Regions from separate parts of the Homo sapiens genome. Here region 2 is linked to region 1. The links are chromatin loops, found by intact Hi-C in ENCODE. Cell type or tissue: endothelial cell of umbilical vein. All regions are shown on one strand. Region 1 overlaps P3H2 (prolyl 3-hydroxylase 2). Region 2 overlaps TP63 (tumor protein p63).

Evidence for each region. Peaks named below come from ENCODE experiments on the same cell type or tissue, not always from the same donor. Only the 100,000 strongest peaks of a DNase experiment are listed, where the experiment ranks them.
Region 2: it touches region 1 in a loop (4-fold over the local background); 1 of 110 quality-filtered maps calls a loop at or near these places.

Annotation. Positions count from the first base shown.
Region 1 is chr3:190,001,704-190,006,703 of GRCh38, reverse strand. The region is part of intron 1 of P3H2 (prolyl 3-hydroxylase 2); the gene reads left to right. Among named protein-coding and RNA genes, the nearest start is that of P3H2, 120 kb to the left of the region's middle. In endothelial cell of umbilical vein, no CTCF peak of the experiment used is centred here; DNase peaks (open chromatin) are centred at 2,823 and 3,433; H3K27ac peaks cover 1,900 bases.
Region 2 is chr3:189,683,666-189,688,665 of GRCh38, reverse strand. All of the region lies in intron 1 of TP63 (tumor protein p63), which reads right to left. Among named protein-coding and RNA genes, the nearest start is that of TP63, 55 kb to the right of the region's middle. In endothelial cell of umbilical vein, no CTCF peak of the experiment used is centred here; a DNase peak (open chromatin) is centred at 2,715; H3K27ac peaks cover 2,335 bases.

The DNA of each region.
Region 1 (5,000 bases):
CTTTCCTGAACCTTCCAGGTTACTGTGATTTCACATTTCTCCTAATTTTTACAGCATTATATTGCCTGCCACCCACCCACTCTGCCCTAAAAGCTTGTAAATTCCCAGTTCTTGATATCAATAGTCTGTGTATGTCTTCTTGTCCTAACTGGGCTATATTTACTAAAAGATTAGGATCCTGTCACATTTATTTTGTATCCTCAGACACTTGTCATCTATCACAGTTCTATGACTGAAGTGACCAGCAAACCTGTTACATAAACAAGACATGCACAAACTCACCTCTACTTTGAAATAGTGGTGACTAAAATCCCAAGTGTCTATTTGTGAATGTTTGTTTTAATCGAAGAGGTAGCTTCTAATTATACTTCTGCTGCTAATATTCTAGGCAGGTTCTTTATCCACCTGTAAAATGAAACAGTGGGACTATATGATATAAATAGTCTATCCAGCCCTAGTCTTCTATAGACTTAATTGCAATTAGTATTTATAAGATCAATGCAAGTGCCACAAAAATAACAGGACTGATGCTACTCGATATGTTTAGTCAGTAAGTAGATCTCTCCCAAACTTTAGCTTTCTCTAGAATTTACATGGACTAGAACTTTCTTTCTAATATAGTCTCTTGGCTGAGGTACAAAGAAAATGTTTGAGTTTATATTTAACCTGGATATATGGTAGGGATATTTCATATACTGTACAGCCTGAAGGTTATTGCTGTGGCTGGATACTTATAAAAGTGCAGGTGTGATGCCAGAGGAATGTATGAAACATTGAAATGAAAGAACTCTATCATGAAAACCATCTCTTTAGTAAGAGCATGTGGCCTGTCAGGTTAGGAGTACCCATTAGTGAGCTTGATGGGTGACATACCTGCAGAGACCTTAGTCTCCTCTTAAAGATTCCTCCAGGAGGGGTCTTTGGAATAAAATTCCCCTTGGCTTGCAGCCACGATGCATTCCTTTGCATGAGCTGAAATGAGTGTTTGGAAATAACTTTTGAAGTAAATCTTCCCACTCCTATAAAAGCAAGAGTTTATATTTCACAGAAGAACGTGGCGTATTTATACCAAAAAGGTACAAGTGGAAAGGCTTTTGATTTACTTGTTTGCTTTTCTTGCATTGCTCACAGTAAAGCGATTTGAGTGGAATGTTAAGTTTGTTTCATAAACACAAAATGGAAGGGAGACCAAGCATGTTGGAAATTATAATGACAGAATTTATTTGTACATTCACTAAACCCTAAAAGCCTCCTCAAATAATCAAATTTGCCAAGCTATTTTCAGTGTTATCCTAGCATTGTTACAATTTAAAACAGGCCAGGGCCCAAATGATTACTTCTTCTCCCTGATCTATATGCCCCCATGCAGTCTACTCAGGAAACATGTGGACTTACAGGAGAAACACTAAATAAACCCATACTTTGATTCCCAGTGCTTGTGACAAGCATTTGATGTCTGAGGCTTTGTCATTTCACAAAACAATGTTGCAGACACAGCAACAAACTTTTGAAATTTTTTTTCATATTCTCAAGATCAGAAAAATCATTCCCAGGCTTGCATTAAGCTATTTCACTGCTGATTTTCAAAAAGCTATCTTAGAAACAGAAATCCATAGTTAATTGCCATTTTGCTATCATAATTGACAAATTCAAATGATTTGTGACATATGATTTTTGACAAATGATTTGTGACAAGTGATTTGTGACAAATTCAAATGATTGTGACATACAGTTTGAGGAAAAAATGTGATCTGGCTGCTATTGGTTGTAGAGACATAACTGTGGTAGTGAACAATTAGGAAGCTGACTTTTAGCTGTAGTAAATTGATGGCCAGCTAAAATTTTTTTTTTAATTGAGTCACTCGGGAAAGACAACGTTTTTCCCCCTTTATTATAATGAAAACCAGGCAAAATATGAGTCAAGTGTTATCACAACAAAATTTGTTTTTGTATCCTAAAGTTCATTAAGGGGAACTCTGTCCCTGGACAAGTTTTGACTTGGTGCTATAAATTATTGTTCGTGGCCAGGCGCGGTGGCTCACACCTGTAATCCCAGCACTTTGGGAGGCCGAGGCGGGCGGATCACAAGGTCAGGAGATCGAGACCATCCCGGCTAAGACGGTGAAACCCCGTCTCTACTAAAAATACAAAAAATTAGCCGGGCGTGGAGGCGGGCGCCTGTAGTCCCAGCTACTCGGGAGGCTGAGGCAGGAGAATGGCGTGAACCCGGGAGGCGGAGCTTGCAGTGAGCCGAGATCCCGCCACTGCACTCCAGCCTGGGCGACAGAGCGAGACTCCGTCTCGAAATAAATAAACAAATAAATTATCGTTTGTATCATAACGTACCCTTGTCAATAATTACCAGCCACTTTCTGCGCTGGTCCTGAAGTAGAGGTAAGGGCTCATCTAGCTTTTTGAAGCTGTCCTCTTGGGCAGACAAACTCAATAAATGGCCATTTTTATTTCTCTTATTTTTATTACTAATATTATAAAATGCTTTGCCAACTATATAAAACATACAACCTATATGACAAATGCAATTTTTATTATTGGCAACCTCACAAGTTAGATTGTGCTCACCAATACAGAGGTCATGTATAAGAGGAGTAGAGTTCTGTACTCACATAGAGAAACATTGGATTTCTATTTATTTATTTTTCAAAATCTGACATGAACTAGATTCTTGAGATGTTAAAGTAATGACTACTACCATAGTCATGGGATGCTGGCAAAGCTAAGGTATGAAATTAATGACAACTACCTTCAGAATAAACTTTGAAAAGGATTAAAGCAGATTCCAAAAACAGTAGCAGGAAACAAATGTCAGCAAGGTCTTGGCCCACACTGCTTTTCGGTAACCATTAGTCATCATCTGACACCTCAAGGGAGAGTGCTGGACAAACACTGCAGAGGTTAAGATCCCTGCCCAGTTATTCAGTCTTACCCTGTCCTAGCATTTAGAACCAAAAACAACAGTAACATACCAATAGACCATGCACACTAACTTCATTCGACCCGAGGCAGAGACGACTTGTCTACCTTCCATCACTAAGATAATGTGCTCTCCTTCTTACCCAGCAGCCATTCAAATTTTGGCTGTTCCCTTGGTAGGAAGTTAGACAATACACAGATGACTTGAGCGATTTTGTCTAATTCAAAGCACACACTTATTTCTGGCTAATACTTAGATAGTTTTTTTTTTTTTTTTAACATCAAGGGCATTTCATTTTTAATAGTCTCTAATCGGAAATAGTATGTTTAAAAGTTCTGTGTCTTCACTTTAATGTTTTCCTTACCCAGAAAGATGGTTTCTATTTAGATAAGAAATCTTCTAGAAAGCTGATGGAATCTGTTGTTTCACGGAGCTCCTAAGAGTATCCTCATTTGGCCATGGCTATTCACCATTAGTGTTTAACACTAAAATGTAAACATCAAGACTAAAACTTCACTAGAGTGTTTAAAAAAGCAGGAGTCTATTAATCAGAATCAGGACCATAAGTAATTGAGGGAAAGAGCATAAGCAGTTTGGCAAAAGAAAGCACTTTAAGAAAGCATGTTCATTCTTCCTTTCCAACTTACTCCACAGAGGAAATATTACTCTTCAGAAACGTCATTTCCATTTAATCCTTACCAAATTGCATTTTGAAAACGATAAATAGTTACTTATACCTATGACTGTATTTTAGAGTGACATTCCATAAATGCAAAGATAAGTTCATTTTCTACATTAGCATGGCCACCTAACTTGTGAATTAACATGTGTTCTTCAAAGCTAGAAATTTTAAAATGTTCTGCCTTGAGATGTAGAAAAGGAATATATTGTATAAAAATCTCCCTTACTATGGGAGTATATATTTTAAATAGGTTGTACCTTTTGTATGTCCCTGAGTTTCCTTGCTAAGGCAACTATTTGTATAGTTAGATTTTTGAAATGGAAACAAAAACACTCAAAGAAAAAAGTGAAATATGCCAGCTTTAGTTTGACACATTAGAAACCCAACATAATGCCGGGCACGGTGGCTCACGCCTGTAATCCCAGCACTTTGGTAGGCCAAGGTGGGCGGATCACGAGATCAGGAGTTCAAGACTGGCTTGGCCAACACGGTGAAACTCCATCTCTACTAAAAATACAAAAATTAGCCGGGTGTGTTGGCGCGTGCCTGTAATCCCAGCTGCTTGGGAGGCTGAGGCAGGAGAATTGCTCGAACCCAGGAGGCAGAGATTGCAGTGAGCTGAGACCATGCCATTGCACTCCAGCCTGGCAACAGAGCGAGATTCCAACTCAAAAAAAAAAAAAGAAAAGAAAAAAGAAAGAAAGAAACCCAACATAATATAATATAGTTACTGTAAATGACAGTGAATGCAATTCTGAGCTTCCCAGTAGTCAAGGCAAAAGGTGCAACAGAATATATTAGGTAGTTCTCTATGGATGTTAAAATTAATTTTATAAATTTGTCAGGAGATATAAACTGTTTTTTCTTATAACTGAATTGTGAAAATTTCAAATATGGATCTTTTTACAAGTTATATTAATGTATTAACATCATCAGTAACTGTGAAATAAAATGCAAAGTTATTTGCTATATGGCTATTATTTTACTCCAAAAATCTGACTCTGCTATATAGAAATGTTTAGGAATGTCCTAAAATAAGATTAAATTCTCATTCATAAGCCCATACTTTACATTTAAATACTGTAATTTACAGGATTTCGTTTAATTCAGTAGGTTGAACAAACTGCTTCCAAATTTTATTTCAAAATTTGATGTTTTGTAAATTTTAAGAATATTCTTTTAATATATTATTCATATTGTAAGAAATGTATTTATTTATTTGGTTCTATGAAGAAAAATTAACTCAAGTTGGCAAAAATTCGAGTAAATTTGGAGACTTTTTAGCAAGTAATGAAATGTCTACAAATGTGCCTTGTGACATGTGTATGTATATGAGTGTATACACACACACATCTTACAGGTTCATCAAAGGATGAATTTGGTTGT
Region 2 (5,000 bases), 320 kb after region 1:
CAGCTCCCTTACCAATCTTTCTGGCCATAAACCCCTGCAGCATTGACCCCTATCAGTAGCCACATCTTTACTAGCAAAAGGGTACAGTGATAAGAACTCAGGTGGATTTTGAGAGACGATAGGTCAGGAAGTAGCCTCAGAGCCAGAGGAGATGAAACAGCTGTTTCTAGGACACAGAGGTATTGTAGTGAATAAGCTCAGTGTCAGAAGTGTGTGTGAACTGCATCCTCTTCAGCAACCAACTGTCTGTTTATAATCAAGGAGCTTTCCCCAGGCACTAAAGAAGGGTATAAATCTTTCTTATCTTAGGAAGGATTATATCCTGTACTCATATTCACTGCTAACATTTCTGAATTTGTAAGACCTAGAAATGTGGAGACTTTAGTTAAATTGTATTTCACCTGGACATCTCGAGTTATTCATTTCTAAAATGGAGGAAGACAATATTATCTCTAAGGCATTTTATAACTTGAAGATTTTAATTTTAGTGCATTTTCCTCAGAACCAATTTCTTTAAACTCAATCCCCCAACCCCAAAATCCTTTGAAGGAGCCAAGTATTGAAGCTTATTTCTGGGCTTTTTAATATAACCATTGCTTCACTTCTCCTCTAACAGAATTACAAAGCTGTAATAGATGAGCAAGTTGCTAGCTGTTTTTTTTTTTTCTTTCAGATCACATTACTTTGAGAGCTTCTTTGAAATGAAAGGGAAATAAAGAGCCATAACATAGTCTAGTCTTGACAGATGTCCTTCCAAAGGATCTCCAACTGTTTGCTTCACAGTTTTTATGTTCATTCTGTTATTTAACAGGTATTATTGGACACCTGCTACATTTCAGGGAACTGTAAATAAGACATTATTTCTTCTCTCAAGATGTTTATGGTAGAAGAGAAGACAGTGAGGGTAACGATACAATACTCATGGTTCCTCTACCATTGTACATTAGAATTAGAAGTCACTTTAAAGGGCACATTGTCCAGTCGCCCATTTGAAGCTTGATATTTCCCTCTAGTGGCCCTACTACGTGGTTGTCTTGCTATTCTTTAAGTAACCTAGATAATTCGGAGTCTCACTGTTTTTTGTAGCAGCCCACTTCATTTTTATTTGCAATTCTATATTCCCTTGAAATTACAAAAGGAGACTACAAACTAGGTTCCCCTTTTACAAAGGAGGTAAGACTTCAACTGAGGCAGGGCTGTAAAGTTATCAAGCTCAAGTAACAGGCAAGCATCAAAGATAAAATAATGCTGATTTCTGACACAAATGTGGAATCATTCAAACTAGGCAAGTGTTTTTCCATTTCTTGTCTTGGTTTTCCCATCTCTAAAATGATGGGATTGGATTGTATTAAAAGAAAACTTTGCATTTATGTGAAAACTCACCTAGAAAATAGCAAAACTATGTACCGTTTCATCATAACTGAGTCAAATCAAGTGGAGCTGATTTGACCATGGACTTGAATGATCTGGGTACTCCAGACTCTATTGAACCTAACTGAAGACAATGGAGCTCATTTTGCCCAACTGTGTACAGATCTGTAGACCACTTCTCCCTTATCTAGAGTGCTAATTTTCAATCCTTCATTCACCCAACCACCAAGGACCTCCTCTTCCTAGCATTAAAAACCCTGACCCTTGGCCAGGCGCGGTGGCTCACACCTGTAATCCCAGTACTTGGGGAGGCTGAGACAGGTAGATCACAAGGTCAGGAGTTCAAGACCAGCCTGACCAATATGGAGAAACCCCGTCTCTACTAAAAATACAAAAATTAGCTGGGCGTGGTGGCAGGTGCCTGTCATCCCAGCTACTCGGGAGGCTGAGGCAGGAGAATCGCTTGAACCTGGGTGGCAGAGGTTGCAGTGAGCTGAGATTGTGCCACTGCACTCCAGCATGGCTGACAGAGTAAGACTCTGTCTCAAAAAAAAAAAAAAAAACCCTGCCCCTGCCCCCCACCCCCTGAGTAAAGTTCTCAGTGAATTATTTTACTGGTGGTATGTTCCCTTATCTGGCAAGTTTGTAAACTTTGCTATCATTTTTTTAAGCTCTTGGGCATTATTTATTTATTTATTTATTTATTCTTTTTCCACTGGGTAGACTCTAAGTTCCTGTCTCTTTCCAGTAGTTCATGAAATTATGTTTCTAAGAAAGCCTCAGTCAACAGCCACCTACCATTCACTTTTTGAAAGCCAAGATATGAGGGTCCATGATCCCCAAAAACTGGAGACATCCTGTGATGCCACATCTTAGTTTCTTTGAATTGCTGGCATTACCACCCTGCCTGGGAGAGAGCTCTGTTTCCAGCCATTCTTGTTTAAGACACTTCTTACTCACTCACTGTCTTCTATTGCCAGCTTCAGTATGAAGGAGGAGAAACTGCAAAGACAGAATCTAAAATATAAGTTTTGTCTCATAAAAAGAAAACAGGTAAAAGTTCAAGGGACAAACTCAAAAATTAGTGATCAGGATGGAGGCCTGAACCTGGACACCAAGAGTACACATTCCTCTGTGCTTTCCTTTCCCTCCGGAAATGACGAGTCACAGCTCTGCACTCTCTTCTTCTTTACTTTCTGCCACATAATCAAACAATTTGGAGAACTTTGAGCCAAACTCCTCATTTTACAAGAGAAGAAACTGTGACTCAGAAATATGAAGTGCAGTACTCAAGACAGCTACTTAGTGCAAAGTCAAGGCAGAAATGTAGGGTTTTCTGATTCCCAGAGCAAAGCAGTACTCTTCTCACCATTTTATCCCCCTTCTCTTTGTTCATTTGTTTCTCAGATAGTTCCCTTCTTTTAAAAAGCTCATATTGTCTCGGAGTTGTTGTTTTAAGAAGGAGAAATATATTACCTCTGATTCACATCCTACATGTCTGGGGTAAGATGACTGGAAAGATACAATTGCGTTATTGCTATAAAATAATGCTTTCAAATTTAATATCAATATTGCTATCAAATTTCTAATTCTATAGAAAAATCAGCTGTGAGAGAAAAAGCTTTCTTTTCTTTTTCCTATTCTTCCTCCTTTCTTCCATTGAACACACATGTATTGAAGACTTGCTACACAAACCAGTTTGGGAAATATAGAGTTAAAACCTTTTATGCCTTGATGGAGTTCACAGGAAACCATATGTTATGAGAGAGGTTTAAAGTAAGTGCTACAGAAGCTGGCTGCGGGAAGCTTCATCTTGACTGGGCCTTAGAGAACAAAAGAAGCTAGGGTGAAAAGAATAAAGGCAGGAGAAGTGAAAGAAGAGTAACACTGAGGATGAAAAAAGGAAAATACTGGACTTATCCAAAACTAAGTGAGGCAGAGGAAGAAACAACCTGCAATGCAGGGCAAAGGGAGAAACATCAACCTAAGAAGAGACAAAAACCTCTCCAGTCCATTTGACTCTGCCTTTATCAACTCTAACCCAACCAAGCCCCTTAGCATCCTCCCCATGCCATCTCCTGCCACCACCTTGCAATCTCCTCCTTTTTGAAGTACTTTTGGTATTATGGTAATCTACTCACTGATTTCTGTCTTTGGTTACATTTAGAATACTCTCATATTCGTTTAGAAAAAGTCAGAATTTCCACCACATTCTATTTGTCTATTCTCATTTATGGTTTGTCTAGGGTCTGCCATACTTTGTAGTCTTCCTTTTGCTCTTTCACTTCTTTTCTAAACTATTCTACTCTATATGTATTTGTTTGATTATATCTATTACACAAATAATATATAAGTATATCCTTGGCCAGGCACGGTAGTTCACACCTGTAATCCCAACACTCTGGGAGGCTAAGGCGGGTGGATCATCTGAGGTCAGGAGTCCAAGACCAGCCTGACCAACATGGAGAAACCCCATTTCTACTAAAAATATAAAAAATTAGCTGGGCTTGGTAACGTATGCCTGTAATCTCAGCTACTCGGGAGGCTGAGGCATGAGAATCGCTTGAACTCGGGAGGCGGAGGTTGCAGTGAGCCGAGATTGCACCACTGCCCTCCAGGCTGAGCAACAAGAGTGAAATTCATCTCAAAAAAAAAAAAAAAAGAAAGAAAGAAAACATAAGAAATGCATAGATCAATTCTATATCCCTTGACATCACTAATAGGCATCATATTTCTCTTTTGCTCTAATCTACTCTCACTTCCTGCCCTTAACCTTCAGGTACACTAAACTACTCAAAATTCTCAGAACACAGTCTTATTCATACTTTTACGCATACTTACATGCAATTCTCCTGTTCTGAAATTCCCTCTGTTATCTTTTTTGACTTTGTAAAGTGGAGTTGATCACTATTTGAATTCTTTAACCCTCAAAACTCTCTGTTCAGATGTCCACCACAGCATTTATAATGTGTATGATGATTAACTATCACTCTTCCCTATAGGATGTTAGGTTTTAAAGAACTAGGTTTTGAAGAATGTATCTTATTCAGCTTCATATTTCTGGTACCTAGAAAAGTGTCTTACATACCATAGGTACCAAATAAATGTTGAATTACTGAATTAAAGAATAAAGAATGAAAGGAAAGTATTTCTTTTGAGTAATCTCTGTAATCTTAAGGTGTTGTTATATTTGTACAGAAAATCCACATCATGCTGTGGGTTTTCTCTTACCCACTCACACCTTGTATTACCGTCATAATGATATTTTACCAACTGCTTTCCTGCAGTTGCTGAAGCTGCAGATGTCCAGGGTGTAATCAAACCTTGTTAGTTTTGAACTTTGAATGTAAAACCTTACTGAATCTATTTTTCATCCTAGGTGACATGTCTGAATGCTGCAAATTTCCTTCTGGTGAGAACATTGGGCACTTTAACACTTTGAGAGCAGGTGCTGAGTTGTTGTTATTCCAGGTCATGCAAGACAGAGATTCTATAAATTCTGAAGTAGTGAGGAGAGGGTAGGATTGGCAGGCTACTGCAATGACTTCATGTTCAAGTATAAAGAGGAGACCGAGTTTCCGACAAAAGAGCAGAGGATGAAATCATCTTGGCCATGTTTGGGAACTGCA